Regions from separate parts of the Homo sapiens genome. Here regions 2, 3, 4, 5, 6 and 7 are each linked to region 1. The links are chromatin loops, found by intact Hi-C in ENCODE. Cell type or tissue: heart left ventricle. All regions are shown on one strand. Each heading gives the region's core, and the rest is flanking DNA. Links, peaks and the distances in the headings are about the cores only.

Evidence for each region. Peaks named below come from ENCODE experiments on the same cell type or tissue, not always from the same donor. Only the 100,000 strongest peaks of a DNase experiment are listed, where the experiment ranks them.
Region 2: it touches region 1 in a loop (3-fold over the local background); 36 of 110 quality-filtered maps call a loop at or near these places.
Region 3: it touches region 1 in a loop (4-fold over the local background); 44 of 110 quality-filtered maps call a loop at or near these places.
Region 4: it touches region 1 in a loop (4-fold over the local background); 39 of 110 quality-filtered maps call a loop at or near these places.
Region 5: a loop joins it to region 1, with 13 times the contacts of the local background. A loop is called at or near these places in 40 of 110 quality-filtered maps.
Region 6: a loop joins it to region 1, with 5 times the contacts of the local background. A loop is called at or near these places in 3 of 110 quality-filtered maps.
Region 7: it touches region 1 in a loop (8-fold over the local background); 80 of 110 quality-filtered maps call a loop at or near these places.

What each region holds. Positions count from the first base shown.
Region 1 is chr6:47,412,026-47,416,782 of GRCh38, reverse strand. No RefSeq gene overlaps it. Among named protein-coding and RNA genes, the nearest start is that of CD2AP, 63 kb to the left of the region's middle. RefSeq lists enhancers at 2,082-2,131, 2,634-2,693, 2,704-2,753. In heart left ventricle, for the core only: a CTCF peak has its summit at 2,605 (motif pointing left); no DNase peak of the experiment used is centred there; H3K4me3 peaks cover 1,318 bases; H3K27ac peaks cover 221 bases.
Region 2 is chr6:47,592,783-47,596,782 of GRCh38, reverse strand. CD2AP (CD2 associated protein) reads right to left here. Exons shown (of 18, transcript NM_012120.3): 12 at 757-922. Among named protein-coding and RNA genes, the nearest start is that of ADGRF4, 100 kb to the left of the region's middle. In heart left ventricle, for the core only: no CTCF peak of the experiment used is centred there; no DNase peak of the experiment used is centred there.
Region 3 is chr6:47,622,987-47,626,986 of GRCh38, reverse strand. CD2AP (CD2 associated protein) reads right to left here. Exons shown (of 18, transcript NM_012120.3): 18 at 1-2,801. The coding sequence ends at 2,760. Among named protein-coding and RNA genes, the nearest start is that of ADGRF4, 74 kb to the left of the region's middle. In heart left ventricle, for the core only: no CTCF peak of the experiment used is centred there; no DNase peak of the experiment used is centred there.
Region 4 is chr6:47,600,809-47,604,808 of GRCh38, reverse strand. All of the region lies in intron 13 of CD2AP (CD2 associated protein), which reads right to left. Among named protein-coding and RNA genes, the nearest start is that of ADGRF4, 96 kb to the left of the region's middle. In heart left ventricle, for the core only: no CTCF peak of the experiment used is centred there; no DNase peak of the experiment used is centred there.
Region 5 is chr6:47,631,145-47,635,901 of GRCh38, reverse strand. No RefSeq gene overlaps it. Among named protein-coding and RNA genes, the nearest start is that of ADGRF4, 65 kb to the left of the region's middle. In heart left ventricle, for the core only: CTCF peaks have their summits at 2,473 and 4,421 (motif pointing left); no DNase peak of the experiment used is centred there.
Region 6 is chr6:48,763,441-48,768,197 of GRCh38, reverse strand. No RefSeq gene overlaps it. Among named protein-coding and RNA genes, the nearest start is that of PTCHD4, 650 kb to the right of the region's middle. RefSeq lists an enhancer at 2,568-3,165. In heart left ventricle, for the core only: a CTCF peak has its summit at 2,625 (motif pointing right); no DNase peak of the experiment used is centred there; H3K27me3 peaks cover 552 bases.
Region 7 is chr6:47,778,089-47,782,845 of GRCh38, reverse strand. It overlaps OPN5 (opsin 5), which reads right to left and starts at 814. Exons shown (of 7, transcript NM_181744.4): 1 at 650-814. The coding sequence starts at 779. In heart left ventricle, for the core only: a CTCF peak has its summit at 1,889 (motif pointing right); no DNase peak of the experiment used is centred there; H3K4me3 peaks cover 211 bases.

The sequences.
Region 1 (4,757 bases), core at 306-4,305:
CCTTGCTCAAGGGTGGAAAACTAACAAAAGGCCATGAGGCTAAGATTATAGAAGGCCCTGAAGTCTGCTAATATGTAGGCGTAGTTTCCATAATCATTTACTGCTCAGGAGTCATGTAGCCAGAGGTCACAAAATTTGTGACTTTCCCAATTGCTCCCAAAGATAACATGACTATTGTAAAACCTAAGAGTGGTCTTTTGAGATATTTTTCAGGTTTTTGCACTGCAGCAACTGACTGACCCTACCAGACCTGTGACTCATGACTTAACTGGTCCTGTGACCCCCACCTCTCAGAGGCTGACTTAAGGCTTGAGCACCATCTCCCACACCCCAATAATTTCACTTCCAACCAATCAGCTGTATCAATTCCCTAGCCCCCTGCCCACCAAATTATCCATAAAAACCATAGGGTCTGAGTTCTAAGGGAGACTGATTTGAGTGATAGCTCCACTTCTTCTGCCTGGCCAGCTTTTTGTTAATTAAACTCTTTCTTTACTGCAATACCATGGTCCCAGTGAATTGGTTTTGTCTGTGCCGCTGGCAGGAAGAACCTGTTGGGTGATTACAGTATCTCAAGAAATACTGTTAGTGAGTGGGCAAGAGAGGCAAGGAATTGAAGACTAATAAATGGTCTGTGTTATCAAGCCAGTTACTGTAATGGACAATTGGAACTTAATCCAGCTGGCAACTCTGGAGATCCAGAATAACACAAACCTCAGAGCTATTTCCTCAGTGGGGTGAATGAGCTGAAGTCTTGCCTCACCAGTTCCCATCAGTCATTTTTTAAGGAATACTTCCCAGATATCTGTTCATTTCCCTAAGCCTGGTGCAGCAAAGTGCACTCCAGTGGTCAGAGAAAATCTTTGGGCAAAGGGACCCTGATGCTGGCAGGTGGACATCATAAAGGCTGAGACATTGGCAGCATCTACCTTTATTTATTTATTTATTTATTTTTTACAGACAGGATCTTTCTCTGTCACCTCTGCTGGTGTGCAGTGACATGATCACAACTTACTGCAGCCTTGACTTCCTGGATTCAAGCAATCCTCCTGCCTCAGCCTTCCTAGTAGCTGGGACAACAGGCATGTGCCACCATGCCTGGCTAATTTTTTTATTTCATTTTATTTCTTTATTTTTTGTAGAGATGAGATCTTGTTGGGTTGCCCAGGCTTTGATAATATATTTAATTTAGACTTTTTTCTCTCTACTAATTCAAACCAGACCAGCATTAATTAATTTAAATTGGAAAATATTTCTTGATTATGCAGATCTTGAATAGCATACTATAGAACATATGGAATGTGCAGTATATATTAGACATCATGCCATACCCTTCCTGTGACTGCCCGTGTCTCTAGCCTGTAGCATGGTCAGCTTTGGACCAAGTCTTCACTTTGCAATGGACTCTTCATCCCCCACTCTAGTAAGAAAGAGCACACAATGGCCTTTCTTTTTGAGGAAGAAAAACTTGGGTGGAAAATCTGGGTTTTCTTCCAAATGTCATTAAATATCATTTAATTCATTTTGTATCCTCAAACATTCCACATATATCAACAGCTTTTCCTGTAAATATTAAATAAAAGGAGGTAAGAAAAAACAGGAGGCAATGGCAGTGGAGAAATCTCTTGGAGGAAAGCTGAGAGCACAGTCCCCGTGACTGAGAGTTTCAGAGGGTTGGCAGAGCCATGAAGAACAAAGTGAAACTGTGGCTGTCGAGCAGTGAGAATGATCAAGGCTTTTATTTACATTCCAGTGAAATCTAGGGACAACTCTCATTGTGCGACTATTTATGGTGGAATTGTTTGAAACTTTGCAACTTTCTCTTTGGTGTTTTTACCCACTTCCTGTTTCTTGTTGTGATTAACAGTAAAACGAAACCTAATCACACAAAAAGCTTTTAGGAAACCATAAACCGGTAATATGGTTTCAAGGTGATCTTGGGGTCACATAAATTCTTCTGATGCCTCGGGCGCTGGAGAAGATGAAAATCTTTATGGAAACACCACTGAAAATGGAAGCCGATGGTCCCACCTCAATAACAAGGGAATAAGGAGCTTACCACACCTTTTATCCTTGACACCCATTGGGCTACAAGTTTCCAGTCTGGCTTACAGCTGAAGAAATTTCCACCACGTAGACAATGGGAAGACAAGAAAATGGTCTGTTGGCATGCTAAGTTGAAATCAAAACCTTCTCCATGGAAACGTTTTGAAACGTTATGTTTAGATTCTAAGGTGCTGACAGTAAAGTTGCAGTTTAAAGAGGTTTTATGGTCTGAAGACGGTAAATAGTAAATGCCTTACCATTTCTCGCTTTTGAGACCTAATCCATTTTTATGTCAAGAAATTCCGTATATGTAAGATTTAGTGAGTGCAAAGAATGTCAGCAACCATTGTGGAGATTTTGCATTCTGTCTGCCTGCCTGGCTTGTATTCTTAGATGCACGTATACATTTAAACATGTATAAACTTATACATGCCCTTCCTGAGGTAAGAATACTTGACTGAAAACTGTGGTATATAGGAATAAGTTATTCAAACTAATTGTGTACTTAATCCTATACAACCCTTTTCTCTCATCTCAGAAGAGGACTGTCTTGGGTTGGTGTTGCCATCTAGTGGCCAATATGGGAAACTGGCAAATGCATGACTTCTTCCTTTTCCTTCTTTCTTCCTCTCTCATTAGCGTGAAGAACTTGGTATACACCCGACCTTCTTTCAGATACTCATCATGAACAGCTTAGCAAAAGCCTCTAAAGATAATGTCTTTCTTACACAGATGGATAGACACAACACACACACAGACAACACACACACACAGACAACACACACACACAAACTCTCTCTCTCTCTTTCAAGCCCCTTTCACTTACAACCTTCCCTCCCAACTGTTGCTAATTGTATCTGTCTGGGTCTCCCACAAGGCAATTTTGTCATCTGCATTCTCTCTCCTTCTTGTTGTTGTTAATTTGTGAACCCCTTCACTCAAATTAATAAAAGCCGTATTTTTTTTATTTTTTATTTTTTGTGAGGCAGAGTCTCTCTTTGTCACCCAGGCTGGAGTGCAGTGGCACAATCTCAGCTCACAGCAACCTCCACCTCCTGGGTTCAAGTGATTCTCCTGCCTCAGCCTCCTGAGTAGCTGAGATTAGAGGCATGCACCACCATGCCCAGCTAATTTTTGTGTTTTTAGTAGAGACACGGTTTCACCATGTTGGCCAGGCTGGTCTTGAACTCCCGACCTCAGGTGATCTGCCCGCCTTGGCCTCCCAAAGTGCTGGGATTACAGGCATGAGCTACCACATCTGGCCAAAAGCCATATGTTTTCCGAAGTAATTGGACACGCTGAAACTAATGTTGTAAACTTTAAAACTTTTGTGGAGCCCCAGAAGTGTCCTTTTAGAATCTCTAAAAGGTTTACAGGGAGTTCCTTCTTACCTCTCAATTAGATAGAGCTGCTTTTGTCAATTGCCAGTATTTAAGGCAAAATTTTAAAATCACTTAATGTATTTGTACTTGCTTACATTTGCCAAAGTAAAACTGGTAGGGCAAGCCAAAAACTAATAAAAATGATTTTCTGTGGGGATGGGAGAGAACGGGGTCTAGGACAGGAATAGAAGAGAGACTTCTCTGTTTATAGTTTGTTTTTAAAGATAGCTTTTTTGGTGAATAAAATTCACTCGTTTAAAGCTTACAACTCAGTGATTTTTATTTTTATTTATTTATTTTTTAGAGACAGCGTCCCCTCTGTTGCCCAGTGGAGTACAGTGAAGTGATCATAGCTCACTGAAGCCTCAAACTTCTGGGATCAAGTGATCCTCCTGCCACAGCCTCCAGAGTAGCTGGAACTACAGGCATGCACCACCACACCAGGCTAATTTTTATTTTTATTTTTGTAGAGATGAGGGCTCACTATGTTGCCCAGGCTGGTCTTGAATTCCTAGCCTTAAGCCATCCTCTTGCCTTGGCTTCTCAAAGCATTGGGATTACAGGTGTGAGCTACCATGTGTGGCCAATTCAGTGACTTTTTAGCAGACTTATAAAGTTATATGACCATCACTACAATCTAATTTTAGAACATTTTCTTCAGCCCAAAAAGAAACTTTGCCCTCACTTACAGTCACTTCCCATTCCCACCCCATGCCTCAAACTCCTGGGCTCAAGTGATCCTCCCACCTCAGCCTCCTGAGCATCTGGGACCACAAATGTGTGTTACCACACCTGGCTAACTTTTATAAAATAATGTTTTTTGTAGAGATGGAACCTTGCAATATTGCCCAGGCTGGTCTTGAACTCCTGGCCTCAATCAGTTCTCCCACCTCAGCCTCTCAAAGTGCAGGGATTACAGGCATAAGTCACTGTGCCCAGCCAATAATAATGTTTTAATATCGGCCTATTAATTGTAAGAAATATACCATACGAATGCAAGATGTTAATAACAGAGGAAATTAGTAAATGAGATATATAGAAACTCTCTGTCCTATCTTCACAAGTTTTCTATGACTCAAAAAGTATTCTGAAATCAAAAGTTTATTTTAAAAGCCTATCTTTCCTCCATTGAATTGCTTTTTTATTTTTGTCAAAAATCAACCAGGCATATTTATTTAGGTCTTTTTCTGAGTGCCTTTTTCTGGCCCATTGATATATGTGTCTATACCTCTGCCATTACCACACAGGTTTGCTTACCGTTTTTATATAATGTCTTGAAACTGGGTAGACTGATATTTCCCACTTTATTCTCCTTTTTCAAAATTGTTT
Region 2 (4,000 bases), core at 1-4,000, 180 kb before region 1:
CATTACTGGGTCCATATCCAAAGGAAATAAAATCAATATGTCAAAGAAATATATGCATTCCCATGTTTACTACAGCACTATTCACAACAGCCAAAATATGGAAGCAACCTAAAGTATCAATGGATGAATGAATAAAGAAAATGTGGCATATATACACAAAGAATACCATTCAGCCATAAAAAAAGAAAGCAAGCCTGCCATTTGCAACATCATCGACGAATCTGGAGGATGTTAAGTCAAATAAGCCAGGCACAGAAAGACAAATACCACATGTTCTCCACTCAAATGTGAAGTCTAAAAAAGTTGATCCCATAGAAATAGAGTAGAATGGTGATTACCAGAGCCTGAAGTGGTTGTGAGTTGGAGGGGAGTGGGAAGATGTGGTCAAGGAATACATACGGTTAGATAGAGGGAATAAGTTTTAAGAAATCCATTGTACATTTTAGTGACTGCAGTTAATGTGATGTACCGCATTCTTTAAAAATGCTAAGAGTGAATGTTAAGTGTTCTCATCATAAAAATGTTAACTATGTGAGGTTATCACAGTTACCGAAGCCATTCCACAATGAATTATATATACGCTTTAAAACATCATGTTGTATACAATAAATACACACAATTGTATATGTCAATTTTAAAAATAAATATAACTGAAAAATAAGAAAAAACATACCTGGAGATTTAGAAAGGCAATAGAGCCATTAAGGTCAAAGGTGAGTAAATCAGTAAGCTAATTTAAAATTAGGTAAAACTTACTTGGCTATAGGAGGTGGTGGAGGAACTGGTTTTTCAGGTCGCTTTGGGTACACTGTTCCAGAAGATCTCAGTAAATTACTGGCTTTGGTAGGTGGAGTAGGTTTCTTGGGTGGGACTTGTGGAGCTGCTGGTTTAGAAGGTTTCTGTTCCAGTGTTGATTTTTCATCTAAGATTTAAAATATTTCACAAGTTATTAACAATCAAAATTATTTAGGTTTTTCTATTTCCAAAAGTTTGTATCAGGCTGGAAAAGTGTGACAGAGGCAGACATGAACTTTCATTCTCTGTATTTGTATACATGTGCACTGTTTTACTTATTTTAAAGTTATATTTTAATTTAATAATCCTAAATAACTTTAAAAAATGTTTATTATGGTAGAGAGGAAAACCACTAATAAGCTTCCGATTAGTAGATAATGCCTGCTTTTTATTATGTTCCCAGGAAGCTTTGCTTTTAAGTGTAGTAGTCTATCTCAAATACAACCACACATGATTTTACTCTAACCAGAAAATTATCTAGACTTAAATCCAGACTATTTTCTGAAACTGAAATATAGAGAACTAAAAACAAGTAGAAACTCAAGTCCTATATAACATTCAAATTTAAAAAGCATGATGGTGAAGGAAAAAAAAATCAAATGTTAAGAGAAACTAGGGCAAGACTGCTTAGCCACAGACGAGAGAATTATAGGCTTATATTTGTAATTCTTAGTACTGCACTAAGAATTTTATTAATACCATTTCATTTAATAATGCAATGAAATGGGTATTTCCATTTGAAGTAGAAGAAAATAAGCTGGAAAAAAACAATTTTGACAATTTTATACTATGTCAATAAAGACAATTTTATCACCAAAAAGGCAACAAGTACTCTTTTATTACACATGACATACCTGCTTCCTGATCTTTCAGGTGCTCATAAATAGGTATTAAAATTGACACATGCATACATGAGATAGTCATAATACAGCAGTCAGCTAAAATGTGTCTTAAGACGTATATACAAAAATAAGAAGCTCCTAAGCACCATACTGAATAATTTTCAAAATTTATTTGGTCTTTGAAAAAAATGTCTATCACAAGACCACAAATAATTCTGTAAGATTTCATATCAACCAGAAACTGGTGATTATAAAACCTGAACATCGTAGCACATAGCTAAACCTCTTCCTTTTAAAAATTACAAGTCTTATTTCACAATGAATACAAAATACTATTTTCTCACTTTTACCACTTATTTAATACTTTGAATCATATGAAAATATAGCTTAGTCTATAAAATTCTGGTCATCATTTGGTACAAAAATCTATTTTTATATGGCCTCAAGATGTAACAATGTACTATATATAATTATACCACCAGGAATTTGTAAAAAACCAAACTCTCCAATTGAAATCAATAACGAAATAAAGCTATTTGTAGTTATAACAACCAGCCAAACTTAAATTTCTAGAAATTAAGAGATGTTTTATATAACATACCAAGAAAAATGGTCAAAGGATATAAATTAAAGAGAAGTTCACTGATTGAATATATTTATTTTAACAGAATACACAAATAACAGCTTGAAATTCTGTAGTGTTAGTCTAAAAAAAAGAATACATGGAAATCAAAAGGTAACAAAAATACGACTCATCATTCCTGGTTATGTCCATAACTAAATCAACTATAAGGTACTGACTTATTATATAACTACTATAAGATGGCAACATATTTATGTACTAGATTTTATTTTTTTAGTTGAGGTGACATTTACATAACACAAAATTAAAAATTCTAAAATGAACAATTCAGTGCCATTTAGTACATTCACGATGTTACGCAACCACCACCTTTATCTACTTCTAAAACACTTCCAACACCCCAGAAGATAACCCTTTCCTCATTAATTAGTTAACCCCTGGCAAACAGCAACCTGCCTTCTATCTTCTATGGATTTACCCATTTTGGATACTTCATACACATGGAATCATGCAATTATCTTTGTGTCTGGCTTCTTTCGCTTAGCCCAATGTTTTAGCAGTTTAGCCTCTTCATAACATATAGCAGTATTTCATTCCTTTTTGTGACTGAATAATATTCCATTAAACATACACACACACATATATAAAACACAATCTGTTTACCCATTGAGGATTCCTTCTACCTTTTGCCTACTGTAAATAGTGCTGCTATGAATATTTACATACAATACACGAGAGTCTGTTGTCAATTCTCTTGGACGTTTGGAACTGCTGGGTCATATGGTAATTCCATGTTTAACTTTCTGAAGAACCACCTAACTGCTTTTCATAGTAGCTAAAACATTTTCTATTTGCACCAGTAATGTATAAAAGTCCAATTTCTCCACATCCTTGCAAACATTTATTACTTATTTTCCTTTCTTAAAAAAATTTTTAACCATCTCAGTGGGTGTGAAGTGGTGCTCGCTGTGGTTTTGATTTGCATTTCCCTAAAGACTAATGATATTAAACATCTTGTCAAGTGCTTACTGACATGATTAATGATGTTAAACATCTTTTCAAGTGCTTATATAACAAGCATGCTTATAAACATGCTTGTTATAAAAAACAAAACTTATATATCTCCTTTAGATAAATACCTATTTCAGCCTGTGCTGCAGTTTTAAACAGGTTTGTCTTTTTGTTGTTAAGTTGTAACAGTCCTTTACATATTCCAGATACTTGCAAATCTCATAAGATTTCTCCCATTTTGTAAGTTGTCTTTTTACTTTCTTAATGTCCTTTAATGCATATAAGTTTTTAATTTTGATAAAGTACAATTATTTTTTCTTTGGTTAAATATGCTTTTTGTGACATAGTCTAAAAAGAACAAAATACTTTTCTCTAGATTCATAACACTCTGAGACACCAAATGTGTGGGGATTTATTCCCACAACAACCAATTATCTGGCACCAGCTGAGTGTCCTATAATTTAATTCAATTCTGACACTGTCTTTCTGGGGTTAGCATCAGATCCCACAAGTTAAAGGCTCAGACCCACAAGACTGCTCCCACTTCAGATTCCAATCTCAAGTCCTGTCCTCTCGTACTTCTGATCAATTGGCTATAAATTGGGGATTCCCATGATCACTCCTTGGGTTTGATAACTTGTTAGAAGAGCTCACAGAACTCAGGAAGGCACTTTACTCACTGTTAACAGTTTATTATAAAGGATACAGCTCAGAACAGCCAAATGGAACACATGCAAAAGGCAAGGTATGCAGGAAGAGATGCAGAGTT
Region 3 (4,000 bases), core at 1-4,000, 210 kb before region 1:
CGTAACAGTTATTGAAAGCAAGTCAGGGTAAAATTTTATAGCCAAAAATATTCATAGCAGCAACTTTTAAAATATGATTTTATTAAATCAAGTCATTGCACTTGGTCATTTTATTGCTACAGCAAAACAAGGCCTTTACATTATAATACTTCTCATTTCTGATTTAACTGATTGTCTCATTCTGCTCATACATTTCAAGTTTAAATGCAAGCATAAAATGTTTATCAACAAATCTAGAGAGCACTTGGATTTTTAATTTTTCTGTGATCACAGTAAGGAGCATAAAAAAGAGTATCTTCTGTTACACAAGGCCTGTTCTCTCTTTACATCTTCAGACTTAAATTCTGTAGAAGGTAACAGCTTTGTATTAAGACAGAAGCTTAGTGGTCACAAACAAAAAATAACACTGAAATACAATTCAGAAATTAATGATACTGTGTGTCTCAAAGAATACCTGAACTATACATTCACTAATAATTTGGCAATGAGATTCCATGCTGTTCAACTTTTGTCTTTTATACTCACACGTAGAAAAAAAATTCATGATTTACCCCAAGGTTATTATTAAATATCATTTTGTGATATGAACTTTAGTAATAGAAATTAATAACATTTCCCATACCAACAGAAAGTAAGTTGCTAGAATAAAGGAATCATTTTTCCCATCAGGCCTGGGTTTGTTTGGTTTTCTTTACTATTTTATCAAGGACAGAAAGGTAAAAGTATTTCAGTTACTTTTCTATTCTGACTGAGGAGGACACAAGCAAAAACTTTAAATACATTTCCATGCTCATAAGCATCTTGATTTCATGTACTATTGAGAAAATGACCAACAAAAACTTTAAGAACAGCCTGAAATCTGCTGGAAACTTCCCTCATCCCATTATTAGGATGACCAGGGATCACTTCAATAGATTTTCAGGTGAGAAAGCTGGAGGATAATTTCTAGGATTACAATATTTTTGTTTTACCTAAGGTTGGTCATTAAAAGAAAGTAAGATTTAATTTATTTAACAAGAAGAAAATAATTCATTTGACTAGTCATTTAAACCTATTCTATTTAACAGAAGAGGGAACAATTTTGTTCAGTAGTGACCTCATTAGAAGAGCCCATTTTGAAGAGTTCTAATGTATATTCTCAATATATAATTAGCATTCCCCCAAACCCCTAATGTAAGTTGTAAATTAAACATTATGTTGTTTACTGGCATTTCTATTTTCTACTTCAGTTCTCTTTATTTGAAACATGACAAAATTTCATTTACATAAGATTTCTATATTATAAGATTAAAATTTAAAGGAAAAATATTGGTTTGGTGGTTTAAAACTAAAAAAAATGGAAGCATGATCATTGGTACTCAAAAATCTGACACTCATTTGCGATATAATAAAGCATAAAACAATTTTTTGCAAATAAAAAATTTCAAATTTTAAAAATTTAAATAAACCCACTTGTGTTTTAGATGTTACCTACAGACAGAACATTTTAAAGCATTCAACTGTTCATAAGTAACTCTGAAGAAACAACTAATTCATCCATTCTGTGAAAATGTATTTTAAATATGTTCAACTATATTTGGTTTTAAATAAGCTGTAATGTTATATTTTATGACATACTAACATTCTTTATAAAGTTTGTACCTAAATAATAGTTCAAAATATCTCCATGAGTTAGTTTGGTCTATTAGGTAAATTATACATCGTAAAACCTGAGTATTTACAAGTTAACTTGTCAAAATAGGAAACCTCACACTGAAGTTCTGAAAAGCTTTGGGTTTTGTTTTCCTATTACCATTATTAAAAGTCAGAAGGAGAAACATGAAGAACTAAGTGACAAGATAATGAGAAATATTTGAGGCTGTAAAATAAGCAGAAAAGTACAGCAACAGGCTGGTGTTTACATATTTTATATGTGCTGTAGTTTCTAGGCACAAGTTAAGGGTTAAATTAACAGTTTTAGATTCTTCAGACCTAACAAATTTAAAATACAGTTCATATTTCCCCAAATGTTTAACAATCCAACATATTTTAACTAAGTTCCTTTTATGACTCCTATAGTGCAAGCAACATAAAATATTCTAAAAGTTGATGAAATTATTTTGATTATTCATTAGTTCTTACTATATGCATGGGTGAGTAATCTGGTTTATATAGCTAGGAAACTCCTATTTCATCACCCAAAATATAAACAGCATTGCAGACAAACAGGCACAACAGTGTAACCTTCGGTAAGAGGATAAAAGTAAAAATATATATATATATATACACACACACACACACACACACACACACACACACACACACACAGAGTTTATATCCCTTATGCATTATGGAAAAAGTAGTGACTATAGTTACTAAAAGGCTAATCTGTCCCTCTCAAATAGTATATCTTAACAGATTACTTGTAAATATATCACCATATTTATAGTATAGATCTCTTTAAAAATAATACAAGTTTCAATAAAAAAACTACTGTGCACATTCTTATTTATATTCAGTAGTATTTTCAAGCAAACAATTTTTTAAAAAGTGTTTGCAATCCCAGCACAGTTAAGAAATAAGGCCTCTTTTTCTTCATATTGGCAAAACAAAATATATATATAAATTCACCCTCACTCTACTTTTCTATAGATATTACACTTCATTTGCTCATATTTATCACAACAACAGAATTCACAATTTTTAAGTAACAAGTCAGCTGAAGTTCATAGCGTTGCTTCTGAATCCCTGGAACATTATGAACACCAGGTCCACACCACTCAAGAAGACAGGACAGCTTTTTTCAGCTTCTCTATTTCCATCTAAAACAAAAAACATAAATTGAGCAAACATAAAATATCCTTAGTTTAGTAGTTTATTTTACTCTATGTCATTAAGATGTGATCATACTTTCAAGCCTTCAGACTTTTTTTCCAGACCTAAAATCCAGTTTCCCATGCTATAATTTGGTTGAATAAAGTTTCAACAGTACAATGCAAGTTCCTAAATGGCAGTTACAATAAGAAAAAAGCAATTATAGCCCTTTCAGCCAGAACAAATGTTAAGTCATGTGAGCATTTAAAATTAAAGCTGTAAAAAAATCAGTCAGTCCTACAAAGAACAAAAGAATCCTTGAAACCAAATTAAGAAATGTACATGTATCTATAATTAAACAAAGGATACATAAACAACAGTAAAAAGAATAGAGACCTGTTTAGTTCCATGTTTTTCACTAATTATACTTAATTATAATTATAATTATTGTTAAATCACTTGACTTGGTTTCAATTTACTTATCTGTAACCAGTATATACTACATTAAATATCTTAAAGCCCAGGAATATATCTAAGATTCAGTCAAGGTGCTTGATATAGTTCCACCTTTAGGCAGAAGGAAATTCATAACTTAAGGAATTTATGAAGAAGGAGATCATTTCATTAAGTTTGCACAATAACTACACAGAGTTATTCAATACTGCCATATTCAAATGGCTAGGTTGAGGCTCAAAGACATTAAACAGGATGCCAATGTTCCACACTAACAAGTGACACAGGACTTGTCATGGTAAGATTTAGGGCTTTAAAGCCCATGGTTTTTATATTGATTTCTCTTCTCAATTCTATAACATTTTGATCATCTTTAACCTTTCCCTGCATGAGGAAATATATAGGCCTTGCCTTATCCTGATGGCATCACCTTCCTCAAGAGTGCACATAAACAATACATGCTTTGGCTAGCTTCGACAAACAGCACATTATTAAACGATTAGGACTTTGCCATAGTCAAAAAGTATAATTTTTATATGTTCACAATCTCCTAAAGGATTATAACTACTCAAGAACCGTTTATTAATTTCAGGATCTTCCTTGATATGATTCTGTAAATATTATGATGATTAGCTCAATGTTTTAGCAGCACTGGACTACAACAAGCCTGTCTTCAATTTGGATTGAGACGATAGCTTTCATTGTCAGCCCGATCTGTTATTAAAGTCTTTATTCCAAAGATACAGAAAGCGGT
Region 4 (4,000 bases), core at 1-4,000, 190 kb before region 1:
GATAATTGTAAATAATCATGAAATATAACAAACCATAATAATAAATGACAATGAAAAATGCATTATATAATCTGAAGGCGGTTGAATTTAAATATATGTTTAAATGTCATGTTATTTGTAAATATCACAAAGAAAGCAATCAGTATTTTTAAAAGATGTTAAAATATGTCGTAATTTGAAGGGTGAAAATTGCTTTTACACTGATGTGTGCATTAACAACCCACAAAGAAAAAACCTTAACAAGTACAATCCAATCATTTTAGCCTGTAGAGATTATTTTCAAATGCATATTTAAGCAACTTGCAGAAAGAAAAAGAAACAGAAAAACACAGGAAAAGACAAAGAAAAATGAAACTGAAAGGGTAAATAAAACATAGATTTACAAAATTATACACCATGCTCATGTAAAATGTCTTCTGTATGTCCAGTTTTGAACTATGACACCAAGACAAGTAACTTTACTATTCTAAAACTCTCTCAGGTTCTCCATTTAAGCCATTAGGTTAGTAAAATGGAACAGTGCACATTTTGGACTCATGACATATCTAAATGCTTTTAAATTTACCTAAGAGGGATAACAATGGATTTACACTGTACACGTGGCATAACAGGCACGACAATCATTTAGCTTTTGCAATCACATTGTCACTCTGCCAGCCACTTACAATCTGCACGTTGCTAGGAACACATAAAATTTTTAAAAAGCAAAATGAAATATCCAATTTGGAGAGAAAATAAACTGATTTTTATGGTTGCCAATTTTCTTAAAAAATATTATCAAAAGAATATTTTAAACGAATCAGGAAACTTTTCCAAAATGAATTTCATTGTATCTAAAAATGGAAAACCAAAAGGGTTAGAATAAATAGACAGACAGACATGTACACTTTCAGTAAAATTACAAAGAAAAATCAATGTGCACCACCTATTTATATTGAAAATACTATTTTGATTGCTTTATAAACTTTCATCTTACCAAAATGGAGAAGGGTAGAATAATTTCCTGACACGTAAGAAGGGAAACATGGCAAACAGGCTAGGAAACAAAATCTGGAAAGAAAAGTCAAGGATAGGAATGTCTAGAAAAAAGACTAAACCAAAATAATTATTTTACAAAACAGGAAAAAAGAACAGCTGTAGAATGAATAAAACCATTTCAATGTTTGGCATATAACTATTTGCAGGTTATCTAACTTACACAAGATGTATATTAGGTTTTAGGTTTATTCCTTTGTCTTTCAAAGGGAAAAATTAATATTAGTATTAATTTCAATATGCATTAAGCCAGAAAGTCCTGTTTTATTACTCACTGAACACCAAGACAGTTTCCAAAAGGATGGCTTGGTGCTTTAAGAGGCCAGAGTAATAAATCAGCATGTTGACATCTCATAATGTAGTTATAACTAAATCAACTTTTAGTCAAGTTTTAGTCTTTAGCCCATGATAGAAATTACAACGATGAAAAGCAATTTTAATTCTGTGGTATCAAAGAAGAAAAATATGTTAAATATTACTTTAAAATATCTCACTATAAAAATATGACTCAATACTATCTTTAAAATATTTCATACATAAATAAAAATTCACTAATGCCTTATATGGTACTTACAAGTCTTTAATATGGTATGATCAAGGAAACTATTAGAAACTAAATTTTTTTAAATTCTAGTTTAGATATAGGCTCACTTTTTATAGTATATGCTACTCAACAGGTACCTATTAGAAAAATTCCACCATAAATTATTTCTGGAAGAAATGAGAAATATTGGAAAAGTAATTTTTAAAAAATAGATCAACTACCAAATATCAAATAAACTTGAAGAAAAACAAATGTGTTTCCTTATTCAACAATGAATGCTTCCATCGAATAATGTGTTTCTTTAAAATTGCTTTTTTTTTGTTTATTTTTGAGACAGGGTCTCACTTTATCACCCAGGCTGGAGAGCAATGGCATGATCAAGGCTCACTACAACCTCCAACTCTCAGCTTTAAGAAACCCTCTCACCTCAGCCTCCCTCCCTAGTAGCTACACCATGGGACTACAGGTGCACACCATCATGCCCAGCTTTTTTTTTTTTTTCTGTAGAGACACGGTCTCACTATGTTACCCAGGCTAGTCTCACTATGCTGCCCAGGCTAGTCTCTAACTCCTGGATGCAAGCAATCTTCCTGCTTTGGCCTCCTAAAGTGCTGTGATCACAGGCATGAAATTGCCTTTTAATCATAGAAAATCTTATCACAGAAAAACAATACTACACTGTAAGGAAACTTCATCAGTTGGGCTTTCTTAATATAACAGCTATGTTACTATAAAATTTTCTATCTTACATTTTAAAACTAAGTTAAAGATAATTTTACTTTTCAGATAATGTATGATTTTAGAAATATGTGGACCACACAAGCTTTATTATTAATTAGTAGTGGCACTGAGATTTTCCTTAAACCAATTTTTGAGGAAGTGTTTGTAATAGAGAAAAAAAATTGTAAGCATGGTTCTTAACAGCTCTGATATTTATAAAACTACATTATATATGAGAATATATATGAAGAAGCTAAAAAGTTATGTCATGTCATTAAAAAAAGAAAATCTGAGTGTTCTGTATATGTCTTTCTTACATGTACAAAAGTCAGTCTGCATTTATATACATAGTTTATATATACACATAAACGTTTACATATGACTTTATAAATAAGAAAATCATATCTGTGAACAAAGTCAGGGATTTATATCCTTTATAGATTAGAACAAAAACAAAATGGGATGGGTTTAAAACAATGGAGGAGGGAGGAAAGAAGGAAAAATAACATTTGTAATAACTTCCATGTCAGGTATTCCAGCAGACATATACATGTACTAAATCATTCCATTGTTAGTTAAGGGAAAAAACATTAAGAAACTTACTATCAGCAATCAACTAGTAAATAAAACCCCTTTTATTAACAGCAAAGTCAGTGTACTTTCTATTATTTAACCTCAAATTATTACGTTGCCTAATAATGAAATTTTCAATAAGTTTTTCATGTATGTTTTCAACTTTCTAAAACATATTAAAAAGGCTAGTTTCACACATTATATTTGAGGCTGTATTTGAGCCAAAATACTTTTTTTGAAGTATTAACATCACAGAAGAGGTAGAACACTTTTATATTACTAATACTAGGAACATATGATCGTCTAATTTAAAAAGGTAGCAGGAATCTCTGAATTAATGCTTACGACATACACTACTGACTTCCATCAATTATGCCTTTTATCTTAGCATGCAACTGTGCCTAAAACACGACTGAGGATATAAAACCTGCTCAGTGAATAATCTGACAGTTAACATGAACTAAATTCCCAACATCTGTATTTTCTGAACTTTACAGGGCCTAAGTATAGTACACCAAAGGTAGTATAATTAAGTGGAAGGAATAAAGAACAGCAGCCTGAAAGTAGCTGTTAGTTTTCTGACTTGGCTAAGTCTCAGCATCTCTAGATTATTTCCTTATTTATTGAAAGAAAAGAACAAATCAGAAATAAGATGTTTTCACACCCTGTTCCACAAAGTCTCTGTTTACTATATAGGGAGTAAATAACAGCTATGTATAAAAGATAGAAATAGGGTCCCCCAAACCAAGTAAAAACAGAACTTTCCAATCATCAATAGTTTGAAATTATTACATATATTATTTTTACTAGAAATATGGCAGTGTGTTGTGACACTATATAGGAAAAGTTTCGAAAAAAAGAAAATGTTGTAATTTACCTAAATTTTAAAAAAAATTCCATTACTTTGACATAAACTAAGTAAAACATTCAAGATGAATACAAAGCAAGATGTGGATTCCAGATTTTACTCCTTCAATTCCCAAAGGGACTCCATCAACATTTAAAGACTTATGTGATAAAGATCCCCCAAATTTGTGAAAATTTAAAATATAGTTGCAATAACTTTTTTGTTTCCAGAGTTAAAATTGGGCAAATAATCTGCTTTTCTTCAACTATAACCTATGAAAC
Region 5 (4,757 bases), core at 426-4,425, 220 kb before region 1:
CAGAAAACCAAACACTGTATGTTGTCACTCATAGGTGGGAATTGAACAATGAGAACACTTGGACACAGGGTAGGGAACACCACACACCGGGCCTGTCATAGGGTCGGGGGAGGGGATAGCATTAGGAGATATACCTAATGTAAATGATGAGTTAATGGGTGCAGCACACCAACATGGCACATGTATACATATGTAAAAAACCTGCACGTTGTGTACATGTACCGTAGAACTTAAAGTATAATAAAAAAATAAAATAAAATAAAAAAAGAAATCCAAGCCAGGTCAAAACCAAAACCCAAGTATCAAGCAATCCAAGTCAAGTCAAAAACAAAAACCAAAGCGCAGGTACAGGCTGCCATGGGTGATCAGGCCACGCTTCCACTCAAATGGAGTGGGCGAGTTCCGAAGACCAGTCTTACCAAGTTTCAGATGTCCAGACTCCTAGTGCCAGTTCCTTCCCGGTGTTCAGCCACTGCGTTGATCCTCCACGGGGGCCTGCCAGGCACTGCTCTGGTGAGCTGTTCCACTAGGGCAATTGCCTACCCGCGAGCGCTCTCAGGATTCGTGTTGCTCAAGCTGGCTGGAGTCCCCCACAGGGATGTTCCACAGGGCAGACCTAAGCCTCCTAAGGGGCTGCCTCGAAGTCTGTTAATCACCTCGCTTCCCGGTCAGGGAACCAAGAAATGTAGCAGGACAAGCCACAGACAAAACCCCTCAGACACCAAGTTAAAGAAGGAAGGGCTTTATTAGGCCAGGAGCTTCGGCAAGACTCACGTCTCTAAAAACGGAGCTGCCCGAGTGAGCAATTCCTGTCCCTTTTAAGGGCTTACAACTCTAAGGGGGTTTGCGTGAGAGGGTCGTGATTGATTGAGCAAACAGGGGGTACGTGACTGGGGGCTGCATGCACTGGTAATCAGAATGGAACAGAACAGGACAGGGATTTTCACAGTGCTTTTCCATACAATGTCTGGAATCTATAGACAACATAACCAGTTAGGTCAGGGGTCAATCTTTAACCAGGCCCAGGGTGCGGCGCTGGGCTCTCTGCCTGTGGATTTCATTTCTGTCTTTTAGTTTTTACTTCTTCTTTCTTTGGAGGCAGAAATTGGGCATAAGACAATATGAGGGGTAGTCTTCTCCCTTAATAAGCTATTTTGTTTTATTCAGAATTTTATCTTCCAAGAGCAAATATTTCCTGGAGAGCAAGTACCTAATCTATTTTTGTTTGCTTTTGGTATTTCACTTGGGACAGGAAAGAATGTCCAGTACCAGTATTGTTTATCACAAGGACAGGAAAGTATGTTGGTTTGAATTCTCAGCCATCAGGAAAACTTACTTCTAAAGTTCTAAAATTCACCCTCAAATTTTTAATTTATATTTTCTCTTCTTTGTCCACCACCCAGTTTTCCTCAGCTTTGTTGTTTAAGTAGTCGATAACCTCATTTCTTATCTTAGTCACTAAATAGGCTTCAGGCTCAGATTTGATCAGCAGGGGATCTTATTATCTTCCTCTTTCCAGTGTCATTATCTACCATGAAATTAGTTGTCTAGCTAATTTTAAGAGTCTAGTTGTTGGAATGGTGAATTATTCCCAGGGTAAAGTGTTTCCTTTTCACTGTATTCATCAATGCCCCTCAAAACTCCCTGGGCAAGTCACTATTTATTCTGGGGATGATTTTTTAAAACACCCCCCACCTAAAAAGTACTTTCACTCACTGGTAAGCTGAATCCTTTGTCTGAAGCCTTCCTTTACTGCCATAAAGAAGGGAAGGGTGAATACCACAGCATAGGGAAAAGAAGGCTAGAATATAGGAACATTTCAATCTGACAGGAAGCAGAGAGCCTGTGGCTGGCAGAATAATCCCCACCACCACCACTGCCACCTAGATATATACACACATTCTAGTCCCAGGAATCTGTGAATACATTACCTTACACGGCAAAAGGGATTTTGCTAATGTGATTAAGAGCCTTCAGACAGGTGGGCCAAATGTAATCACAAGGGTTTTTAAGAGTGGAGAGGGAGACAGAATCAGGGAGAGGTGATTATGCATGAAGGATGGAGGACTGCAGTTTAAGAAGGGCTCAACCCTCTACAGGTGGCTTTGAAAATGGGGAAAGGGGGCCATGAGCTAAGAATTGCCAGCAGCCTAAAGAAGCTGGAAAAGGCAAGGAAAGGAATTTTCCCCCTAGAGCTTCCTTTGGAAGCCTTAATTTTAGCCCAGTGAGATTCATGTCAGACTTCTGACCTCCAGCATATAAAATAATACATGTCTATTGTTTTTGCACCACTAAATTTGTGTGATAATTACAGCGGCAATAGAAAGCTAATCCAGAGCCCTTCTGGTTCTGAACAAGAGAAGTTCCGACACAGAGAGCAAGAGCAAGGGCCAGGCAAGAGGTGAGATGTCTTCTCACATCAATACTCAACTAGGGAGGAAAGGGGCAGAGGAGAGCAAGAGGCTCAGAAACACGGAGTCTTGTCTCCTCCTGCTCCCTAGAGGATGTATCCACTTCTTGCACACACAGACACCACACTAAGAACAAAGGCAGATCCCTGAGTGAGGAGAAACAGCCCAAGGGAATTTTATGTTGATTGCTACTTATTTTGTATATGCAGTGATTTATAATTTAAACCAGATGACAGCTGGGCATGGTGGCTCATGCCTGTAATCCCAGCACTTTGGGAAGCCAATGCGGGCAGACCACTTGAGGTCAGGAGTTTTTGAGACCAGTCTGGCCAACATTGCAAAACCATGTCTCTACTAAAAATACAAAAATTAGCAGGGCATGGTGGCACATGCCTATAGTCTAGCTACTTGGGAGGCTGAGGCACAAGAAACACTTGAGCCGGGAGGCAGACGTAGTGAGCTGAGATCATGCCACTGCACTCCAGCCTGGGCAACAGAGTGAGACTCCATCTCATACACGTACAAAAAAAATAATCAATTAATTAATAAGCCAGATGAGAATGTAGCCTTTGAATGGCAATTTTTTTCTTGCCTCAGTAAGAACACAGGTTCAGATCAAGATAAACAAACATAAAGGCATTTTTGCATTACACATACATTCACAAATTCAATAGACTAAAACGAATATACATTATTTTATTTCATTCTCTACTTCTCCCTCTCTCTCCATGGAACTGGTGATAATCTTGGTGAGACTAAGGAAACGGTCCCTGAATACTTTTATGTATACTATGTTGTTTTTCTCATACTCCAGGATTTTTATCACTATTAAGAATCATAATCACTAGTTTTGTCACTTGTTCAAAATACTGTCTAAGCCCTGGGTCAAGACTTACTGATATCCATGAAAGGTTTTGCTTTTCCCTAAAGCATACTGCAGATGGCTGGCTATTTTGTCAGTGGAAAGATCTGTGTGATGTTGTCTTGCTCTGTCCTCCTATATAGCATGTTTCACTTCTGAAGTCTTTCAGGTGACCACGTTCCTTCTGGGGTAGGACTATTCTCTGCTTCTGTGACCCTACAGTCACATCATCACCACAATATGGACATTTTAACCCCATTTTGGAGAGAAAAGTCATTTCCTGCTTAGAATTTGGGCAGAAAATGGATTCACTTTTTCAGGCATGGTCGTGGCACCATAGACTCTCTCCACTGACCACTGGCTCTGGACTGTACTGGCAGACTCCAACTCTATATGAATTATACTAGACTTCACATAGGAAAAAGACAGAAGTGGCAAAACCAGAGATGCCCTACCAGAAACTCCTTAAGAAGCCTGGAGCACAAAGCTCACTACAAAACTATTATATGAGCTGGTTACATAAGCAACCATAAATGGGATTTGCTTTCTCTTTGGCCTGGTTGTGGTAGGAGCACATTGCAGGACAAAATGGAGGAACGGGAGGTGCCACCAGAGAATCAAGGACAGGAAGTGGCAAATAACACATGTGAGAAAAGGTTCAGGACTCACTGCAGCAACCTGGGGTCAAAGGAGCCCTCAAGGCGTCAACATCCAACAGAAATGACAAACAAGAGCAAGATGGTTTTGTTGCTGCTGTCTGACTTGTTCTCCCAGAACTCAGGGCCTCCTTTCTCCCTCTTCCCTGAGTAAACGGCAAGAAGGAAAGGGTTTAAATTCTGGCAAAACAAAGTTTTTATGTCTCTTTAGATAAGGAAAGGGATAAGACTTGAGTGATTTGCCAAGTTCACACAGCTACTCATTTTTAGAGCCAGTTTTCAGAGCGAGATCAGTTCGATTCCAAGGCCCCAACTCTTTTTACCCTATCATGTGGCACTTAGCTTGGGGAAGTAATCAGGCTAGGGAAGTAGGGTTGGTTGTGTCCCAGTTCTGGGTGAAGGTTGGAGCCCTCTCTGATTTTATTTGCAGCTGCTACCTGTTTATGGTTTCAAGACACATATAAGCTGAGCTTTATTTGACTGCCATCTAGTGGTCATTTAATTTTGTTTTTTTCCTTTTTTCTTTTTTTTTGAAAGACAGGGCCTCATTTTCTTGCCCAGGCTGGAGTGCAGTGGCGCGATCTGCAGCCTCAACCTCCTGGGCTCAAGCGATCCTCCCGCCTCAGCCTCCCAAGTAGCTGAGACTATAGATGCACACCAACACACCCAGTTAGTTTTTGTTTTTGTTTTGTTTTTAGTAGAAACAAGGTCTCCTTATATTGCCCAGACTGGGCTCTAAGCTCAAGCAATCCTCCCACCTCAGCCTCCCAAAGTACTGAGATTTCAGGCATGAGCCACCGTGCCTGGCCCATTTAATTTCTTTATGGA
Region 6 (4,757 bases), core at 444-4,443, 1.4 Mb before region 1:
AAAATTATTTTGTAACCACGTCCAATTTTTTTCATCTGATTTGAGGAGGCAGAATTGAGCTAACAACACACCCACCACCCCTACCAGCACTACCACCTCTACTTTTGAACTGAAGTGTGTGTGTGTGTGTGTGTGTGCGCGTGTGTGTGTAATAGCTAATAAGTAATGGCTAATAACAAACACCTAATGAATGGTAGGAAAGTCATCGGCCTTCTCTCCATATGTCTTCTTTCCCAAACATCATTTGTAATATTGAGTATAATGTTATTTAATACACTCAACACATTCTGAGAGTAATACAAATGCAATCCAGAATGTTTCATTAATGTAAGTCATGATTTCTAAATACTCCTCCTCATCCAATTTCATTTTAATTACAAATTAATTTTTAACTTAACATAAAGTCATATATTAAGTACATCTGCTCCTTAGGATTTGTTACTAACTTTATAGTTATAATTTCCTAATTATAATTTTCCAATAATAGTTTCCTAATTTCATAATAGTTCTTCTACAACCTAATGGTGATCCCTCAAATGTAAAGTTTGTTATCAGGAATAATTTTCAACAAGAAATAAAACTTTAAAAGAAGGTGATTCTATAGTTATTAAAATATTGCTAGAAACATATTAAAGCAAGAAAATCAATCAAGAGATAAAGAACATCACTACATCAAGTGTTAAATCTTCCACAAACTATGAGTGGATGATTTACAAAACAAAATAAAATCTCAAAGACACTGGAACAAAAAGTTTCCCATGTATTGTTATATATTTTTCTCTATATTAGTTTGTTCTTGAAGAGAAATTGATGTAGAAAAATCTTAATCTCATACATGCTTCCTCAAAATGGAAAATTTGAAGTTATAAATATTGTATTGGATAATTATATTGGATGCATATAAGAGTGAAAACATTGATGTTATTAGCATTTCCAGTGCACACAAGATAGATCCTTGTATTCATGGTGTTATTTTTCAAGGTGTTCAAGCAAATGGAGGTGATGTATATTAATTGATAGAGTGGAAGTTGTGTAGTAACTTGGAATGTACTCCCTGCAGGTAAAGATGATTTATTTCACAATTTGCTCATTGCTTCATCTGTGGGATAAATAAATGAAGTTATTATTGAAAAGTATTATTAGGGCTCTAAAAAATGTAAGTCATGAGTAAAAGAACTTAAGCCTCAGAGTAGTAATGGTGAGATGGCAGCAAAAGGTGTCTAGATTTAATTTTAATGTCTTCTGAGTCTGAAAGTCTATATTTTTAAGCAGGGGAACATACACAGTATAAATACTTCTATAATATTCATATTTGTATATCAAGTATCTGTAGCATTGAGTACATTTTTTAGTGCTTCTCATTTCTTTTACCTGATGTTATGGTAATCTATTTACTAATAATATGAGCCCAAATTCACATGTACTATCCACTTGAGCAAAGCATTTAACCTGTATTTGTATTATCCTTAAAATAATTCTGTAGGATAGATTTTTTTTTAATTTTACTTTTTGGGAAACTCATGTTCACAGAATTTAAGTCCCTTGATGAAAATATCATAGCAAGTGACTGAGTCAGTTAAGGAAAGAAATCTGGACTTTGAATTCTGCTTTGTGTGACTCACATCTGGGTGTTTTTCACCCCATGGTACTTGGAACTCCCTTTGTGCAGGGCTACATATTACTCACTTGAATCAATTTCTCAACCTTACTTCACCTGTAATGCTACAGGTCAAATCTGCTGAATGGATATGTAATTGAGAAGAATCTGGCGGGCATAGTGATGTCGTGTTAGATAAAAACTTCGGGGATCCCTGTGTTCCAGCATGTTCTGGACCTAGATAATAGTATGACCTTGAATACATTATTTCACCTTCTTTGTGGGCATCAAATTCTTCAAGTACAAAAAAGGAAGTAGTTATTAAAATTACATCTGATCATGGTTTTGTAATCTAGAACTCTATAAATAGGAGCTATTAGTAGCAGGGATAAAATTAATAATCCCAGCACTGGTCTTTATTCCAAGTTTATCCTGTCACTGCCAATATGCCGGCCAATCCCTGTAGCCTCTACCTCTTGGGCTCAAGCTATCCTCCCAACTCAGCTCCCCAAAGTGCTGGGATTACAGGAGCAATCCCAGCAACATGTCTGGCTAACTGGCCAGTCTTTTAAACATTTTGTTCTGGGATACACACTTCTACCTTCAGTCTTGTATTTTCTTCTTAGAATGAGAGCAACAGAAAATGCTCTATGATAGTATGAAAAGGAGATAAAGAGTCTAACACATAAATCTGGAACTTGAGACCATTTCATACATTTTTTACTTGGTAATCTGTGCTTTTGGTAAGTCCCTCAAAAAGTACGAAGTGGCAAGGATAGCTCAAAGAGTTTAAAGCCTAATTTAGTGTTCCTTTTTTATTCCATGTTTATTGCAGCACTATTCACAATAGCTATGATTTGGAAGCAACCTAGGGTCCATCAATAGATAAATGAATGAAAAAAAATGTGATATATTGACTATTGTTTCTTAACACAGCCACAGCAGTATTTTTGTTTTCATTTGACAAAAACATTACATTGATGTAATTTGATACTGAAGACACATTTTTTTTCTCCATACTGGATATCCATATAAGCAGTAGGTGGCTCTCTTGAGCTATTCGTTCGAGCATTCGGAAGTCTGACTGCCCGGGGATTCAGCCACACTTGGTAGATGGCAATCCCCTGTAAATACCTTGGGAGGAAAGGCCACTAACTCGAGAAAATCCAGATTATTGTATTACTTTCTAAGTGCTCTAAATGTTAATGCTGTGTTTTTTAAAGATACGCTGGAAATATGAAAATACACAGATTATCTCTTCAATTAAAGAAAATAACTTGCCTATGTTTCCCTACCAGTTTTCCTGATTCAAGACATATGCATTACAATAGTGAATTTAAAATTCCTTTGAGGATAAAGAGCTAGAAAAGATTAAGAAATTCATTGAACTACCCATCTGTTTTAGGTTTTTCTGTCCTCATATGCTTGACTGTGATAAGAAGATGGAAGTAAATGAATTGTAAATCGCACTGTTAACATTTAAAGTTTTACCAAATAAGGGTGGTTATTTTTCCTTTATTACATCAATGCTTTGTGTGGTGATTGCTATTCATAGTTGGAAATCCCAGCCAGGCTATAGAAGATTTTAGGTTTTATATTTTAAAATTTTTATATGTAGAAGGCAGAAAATGGTTTCATATTTTCTCTCTGCTAGCAGGTTATTTTTAAAATATAGAACTCTGCATGTGTTTAGTGGCACCACACCCCTCACTTTGTTATGCAACACTATGAGCAGGTAGTGGTAGGGTTTCCTATATTAAGTTTCAGAATTTTATTACCTATCAAGTGTCAGAAAGTTGCTGCCAAGATCATTAAAATCTACACAATAAATAGAGTAAAACTAATTCAACAGTAAAAAAACACATGCAATTGCCAAATCAGAGTTCCCAATATTAAATAACTTCAGAAACCAGACACATAATAAAGACGAGTGAAGCACATCGGGTAATGAAAGGAATGGGAAGGATACGGAGAAATGGAGACTTCTGTTGTGCCTGACCGTATTACTTATCAAAAGCTTTAAATCTGTATTCCGATGAAACTAAATGTATCCGGCCACAGTCTTATTGTTGAATACATGTTTGCAGCTCATGTAGGAAGGGTAGAAGAATCTGGGCTCTTGCCTGGACTCTCTGCTTTGTTTGGTTGTTTTAAATATAAAGTGCTGATATGAGAACAACCAGCTGTAGGCATACACTTATAATCAGCTACAGGAAATCTGGATAGATAAGACCCAGATGAAATTAAATAGAGAATAATAGTTCAAATGGGACACATTGAGACAGATTATTTCCTAATTAAAGTAGTTTGTTGTGTTTCTGAAGTTATTTCAATAAACTAGTATTCTGGTTTTCATCAGAAAATAACTATCACTTAAAAGAAATGGCTACTTCATCATATATTCTGGAAAGTTCCAGCTTTCTCATAGGTAATATAAGTTTTGTTTATTAGAGTTCAGTAGAGTGCTGGACAGTCTGCTATTTCTATACATAAGGAGAGCATTTTAAAAATGAAAGAAAGAATCCTCAGACCAACTTTAATCTTCTGGATGAGTCTACTAAGTTTCAGTTAGGTTAGAGAAATAATCTAAGAGCAAAATTTTAAAAAAGTGATTAGAACATTTGTTTCTTAATTTTATGCCCATAGTGTTACCAGACTTGTGGTTATATGCAAAATATAAAACATCTGCTATATTCTTCCTTACTTCACGACTTTGCAAGACAACAGTTCCATGCAAAAATAACGACACAGGTTTATATAGTTGGAAAAGCCATCATGTTCCACTAAATACCATCAATATTGGTAACTTGCATACAGCCAAGGCAACACTTACCTATAGTAACACAATTTTACCTGTGTGCTGGCAATTCCATTAGACATAACCCCTTCAGATATAGAGACTTCCTGTCAAGGCAGAGAATGACATCCCCTTGAAATAGACAGGCTGGGTACAGACTTTGTTTCGTGAGATTCATGTGTAAGATCATACACACACTCAGTACTTACTGGAAAATGATATTTAATAAGTCCTTCAAACTCAGACCTTTAGTTAAAGTTAACATACAAAATTCTTCAAATTTAATGATGTAATCATATGCTTGAAATTCTCCAAATTCAGTTATGCATTCCAATCTCTTCACATTAAGGCACGTATAATAAA
Region 7 (4,757 bases), core at 358-4,357, 370 kb before region 1:
TGAATGAATGAGATCATGCAGTCTAGAAGCAGGTGCACCCTTTCGTCAATTATGCACAAAAATCTTTTGACCCCGGACTTTCTTCCATTTATCACCAACACATTTTTCAACTGTCACCAAAATGGCTTAGCTATTTTGATGCGACTTTACTTTTAGGTGAAGTAAACTCAGTGTTTCTGCCATTACTATAGTACTATAGCACAATAGCACAATTGAGTTTTGCACAGTTGTGAGAACAGGAGACTGACCTAGATTATTTTTAAGGCCCATTCTCAACCTAAAACTTATGATTATGTCAAAAACATTATTTAAAAAGCACTCTGTTTAAATAAAATATCATTATCATTAATTTTGGTATTCAGAAAGTAAATCTACTCCCAAAGTAACCAAAATGAAATGGATAAATAATTTTGCTGTAAGAGTTCTTGGATTATCAATGGAATTTTATTCCTAATAATAATGATAATAAAGAGTCATTTCTAGGAAACATTTATTGAATGCCATAATGCCATTCCATCTTCTGCCTTTCCCCACTCTTCGCCTCCACTAAACTATCCACTTAAGTATCAGAATCCTTTCACAAAATTAACATATCAGCCCATGAATTTTCTAAATGCAGCCTTTGCACAGAAGAATTAAGGAAGCTTACCAATTATTGTTAGGTAAAAGCCAGCCACTAAATCCGCTTCCCAAGAAAGTTTGGAAGCAAAAGGATCCCCATCTCGAAGGTAATGGGGCAGGCGCTCGTCCTGAGGCAGGGCAGTGTGATTTAACGCCATTCTGTTCTCGAACCACGAGGGATCTGAAAAGCAAACCAGTAGAGATCTCAGCAGACCTGAATAAGCCAGCTTGAACCATTTCATAATCGTGGCTCCTGTTTTAAAACAAAAAGCAAGTTCCCAGGGTCATGCATGATTCTCTAATTAATAACTGGTAAAAATTTTAACATTTTTTTCAATGATCCAATTATGTCATTACTCAGTTATTCGGTTGGCAGATTATCCAAGCCTTCATTTTCTCCTCTGTTTTCTCATGCTACTCTTTGAGCCACTTCTTTTCTCCTTGGGGTGATTAAAAGGTTGAAGGCCAAACTGTGCAATTTACTGTTTCTTAGCAATTTTTGTAAAGGTCTGAGCAGGAAATGATATTGTATGGAGTGTGCACACATACACACACACACACTATATATATATAATTTATGTATATAAATTATATATAATATATAAAAAATTTACATATGTATATATATAACTTGTCAGAATATAGTATTTTTTGATTATCCAGATTTCCCAGAAAATCATTTCCATTGTACATTCAATGAGGTTTAGAGTTTTGTAAGGAAAGAAATAGAGCATTCAGTACAAAGGAACATGGACACTTAATTAATTGAAGCTAAGAGCTAGGTGATTGTCAAAGTGATCTTGAAATTTGGAGCTATTTAGAAAGGATTCAAGCTGGGTTGTAACTCACAGGCACATCCACAGGAAGGTTTGTTTCTCAAGTTTCCTAGAGCAGAAAGCAATTTCATTATTTCTCACCACTGCCCCAAATCCATACTTTCTATTTGCTCATTTATGCTTCTGGATGAAATCTTGAGCATTGAGGAATTTCTCAGATACACAGGTCTTAGTACTGTTTCTTTTGAATTGGAGTTTTAAAAGGTTTACACAAAGTCTTTGATGGGCTTTCTGCAAAAATAAAAGTCACATGATATCCCTCATCCTGAAACTTGGAGTCGTGTGTTGTTCTTCAGATAAAGTATGCTGCTGATGTTAAAACTTCCTTTGGAAGGGTCATTCCTTTGTCATGATTGTTCCTATTTGTTTTGAAAGGGGAAGAAATACTAGTGTGGCTGTTTCTCTTTTGAACTTGCCTATTTCAAATCGAACCAACAGATGTCACTGTTCAGCTCTCTAGGCAACAATTTCGGGCATTATATGAGACAGCAAGTGGAACACAGAGTTGTGTGCCCCACAGGCGGTGACAGGGTGATCGGCACATATCTAACCATGTAATTCACCTTCGCAAAAGACATGAATTTAACCCCTTTCTAACTGCCAACTTACAGCTTACAGAGGAAGGCTAGTGACCCTTTCAGTGGCCAGTTGGCTGAAACTACAGTCTCCTACACACAGTTTGAGGACAGTCATGTGCTAATGTTCATTCCAAATCCTTCTCCCTGAGATGGTTAGAAAGCTGTAGGAGAAATCTTTGGCTGCCAGATGCACCACATCCCAAGACCTACCCCAGGTGAAAGTTTATCTTTACCTTTCAAACTCCTGATTCCCCTTTGACTGCCTCTTGTTCTGGTAAACTCTCTCCTCCCCAAAGATTGCCCCCGCCCAACTGGCTGTCCAGTCCTGTCCTCCACCTTAGCTTCAGAATCATAAGATGAAGGTTGGAGTCCAGCTGTGATACCCACCCTCTGATCTTGAGCAAATCATTTAAACTTTCTGAACTGCAACCACTTCATCTGTAAAATGGGCAGTCTCCTTCTTACCTGTCACTCATGCTTGTTGTAGGAGCAATAGGATATCGGACTCGAAAGCATATTATGAATGGGGGGTCCTGTATATTTATTATATGCTGAGATGCTTACTTTTCCCAAACTTGCCTATCCATCAAGATATAGCTATTGTATAAGAGATTTCCTCAGGGTCCCATGCTGAATCAATGGATGCTTGTGTGTTAACTCAAGTATTCACTGAACATCTACTACAAACCCAGCATTATGAGGTAGGACAACAGAGGTTTACCATGTTATCTAGACTTAGGGAGGGTATCTATCATTTTCTGGACAGAGAAAAGATGCAACTAATGGTCAGAAAATATAATAATAATACAAGAATATAAAACAATAAAATGCTGCTTTACTTGGTTTTAGAGAATTTTTTTGAGATAGGGTCTCACTCTGTTGCCCAGGCTGGAGTGCAGCGATGTGATCAGTGCTCACTGCATCCTCGACCTCCTAGGCTCAGGTGATCCTCCCAACTTAGCCTCCCGACTAGCTGGGACCATGGCACACGCCACAACACCTAGCTAATTTTTTTTATTATTATTATTTGTAGAGACAGTATCTCTCTATGGTTCCCAGGCTGATCTCAAACTCCCGTCCTGGGGTCAAGGGCTCCTCCCACTTTAGCCTCCCAAAGTCCTGGGATTACAAGTGTGAGCCACTGAACCTGGCCTAGACAATAATTTTTAAAGCAAGGAAATAATACTATTTTCTGAGGAATTAACTAGACTGTGTGTGTAATATCAAGAAGTGTCCTTCCTATATCGAGAAGTACCCAGGCCTTGCACAGCCTAAGACTCGATATGTTAATAATGAAAATGATAACATAAAACTTCACTTGAGCCCCCAAGGGGCTTTAATAAGCAACGAAAACAGTAGAGAATATTTTCAGTAAGAAAATGACATGAGCTAAGATTTGGAGGAAAAAATGAACATAAAGTGTATAAGGGATGGAAAAAGAGTTGTTCCATGGGAACAGAGTTCATCATGGAGAGAAGTGGTAGCCATCTTGGCTTGGTAAAATGGGATCTTGTCCTGTAGAGCCTTGCCTGCCTGGCAGAAGAGTTGCTTTTGACATATCATAGGTGGACTTATTTTTTTTCTGACACTGATCAAAATTAATGCTATTGTTTAAGTTTGGAAATACAGTGTTTGAGAGTTTCTAGTTCTTTTCAAAGACACAACTTAGACACAACTCTTCCTGAGGAACACTGCGAGAAAGAGGCAGAGAATCCTAAATACATGGTTATTTGGGAATTCTTTTTTTTTCCACTCTTCTTTATACATTACAAACTCATTTTTCAACTTCACACTTTACACTTATTTTCCCCATATGTAATTTGTGTTCCATTTCTTCTCAGTCTATCCAAATTCCACTTGACCTTCAAGCTTTTATCCAAAGTCTACATCCTTCAGAATATAAAACTGGCTCCTTCAGTCACTACTAAAATACTCCTAGGAGAAATTAATCCACTTAATTTACCTAATTCTTCCTCTGGTTTACCTACACATGAGTAAAATAACTTTCAGTTCATAAAGAAATTAGAGGTACCAGTGCATAGTATGGGATCATTATCATTATTTTGTTGAGGTGCTATTTCATCATTGATACAGAATTATACTTTTTGCTGAAAACAGGCTATAGCAATGCAACCATCATAAATATTTTTGCAGAACACTAACTGTACTACTTAAAATAATAAATGCAACACATAGTCATGACTGAATTTGTTCAGAGATATGTTTTAGAGAGTTTCTTTTTCAGTATTGAATGTGCCTGAATTACCTCATTGTGTAAATAAAATAGTCATTTGTCGATTCCTTCCCTCTTTTACCTCCTGTATTTGAAGATTGCCTACCGCCCATAGTAGATAGATGCTGTCCTATCTACCTTCCCAGGTGGTCAGGGCCCTCAACACCACATCCCCCAGTTCCCTGGGATGGCATCCTATGATCAAACCAATGGTTCCCAATCAGCTGCATATCTGAATCTCTTATGTACTTATTTTTTATTTTTTGTATATTGTTATTGTTGTATTTTGTATTGTAGCTATTCTTTAGGTACTGTAGTCTGGGTACAACTTCCAGGGTCTATGATATTATTTCCAAGAGGATCAGTTTGTCGAATTTTGTAACCATGGAAGCTTGCCTTTCTTGCACAATATTTCATGGCACTATTGCTTGGGAAACAACATATGGGGGTTGGAGGAAAGTATCCTGTTTAAAAGTGGAGGAGAAACTA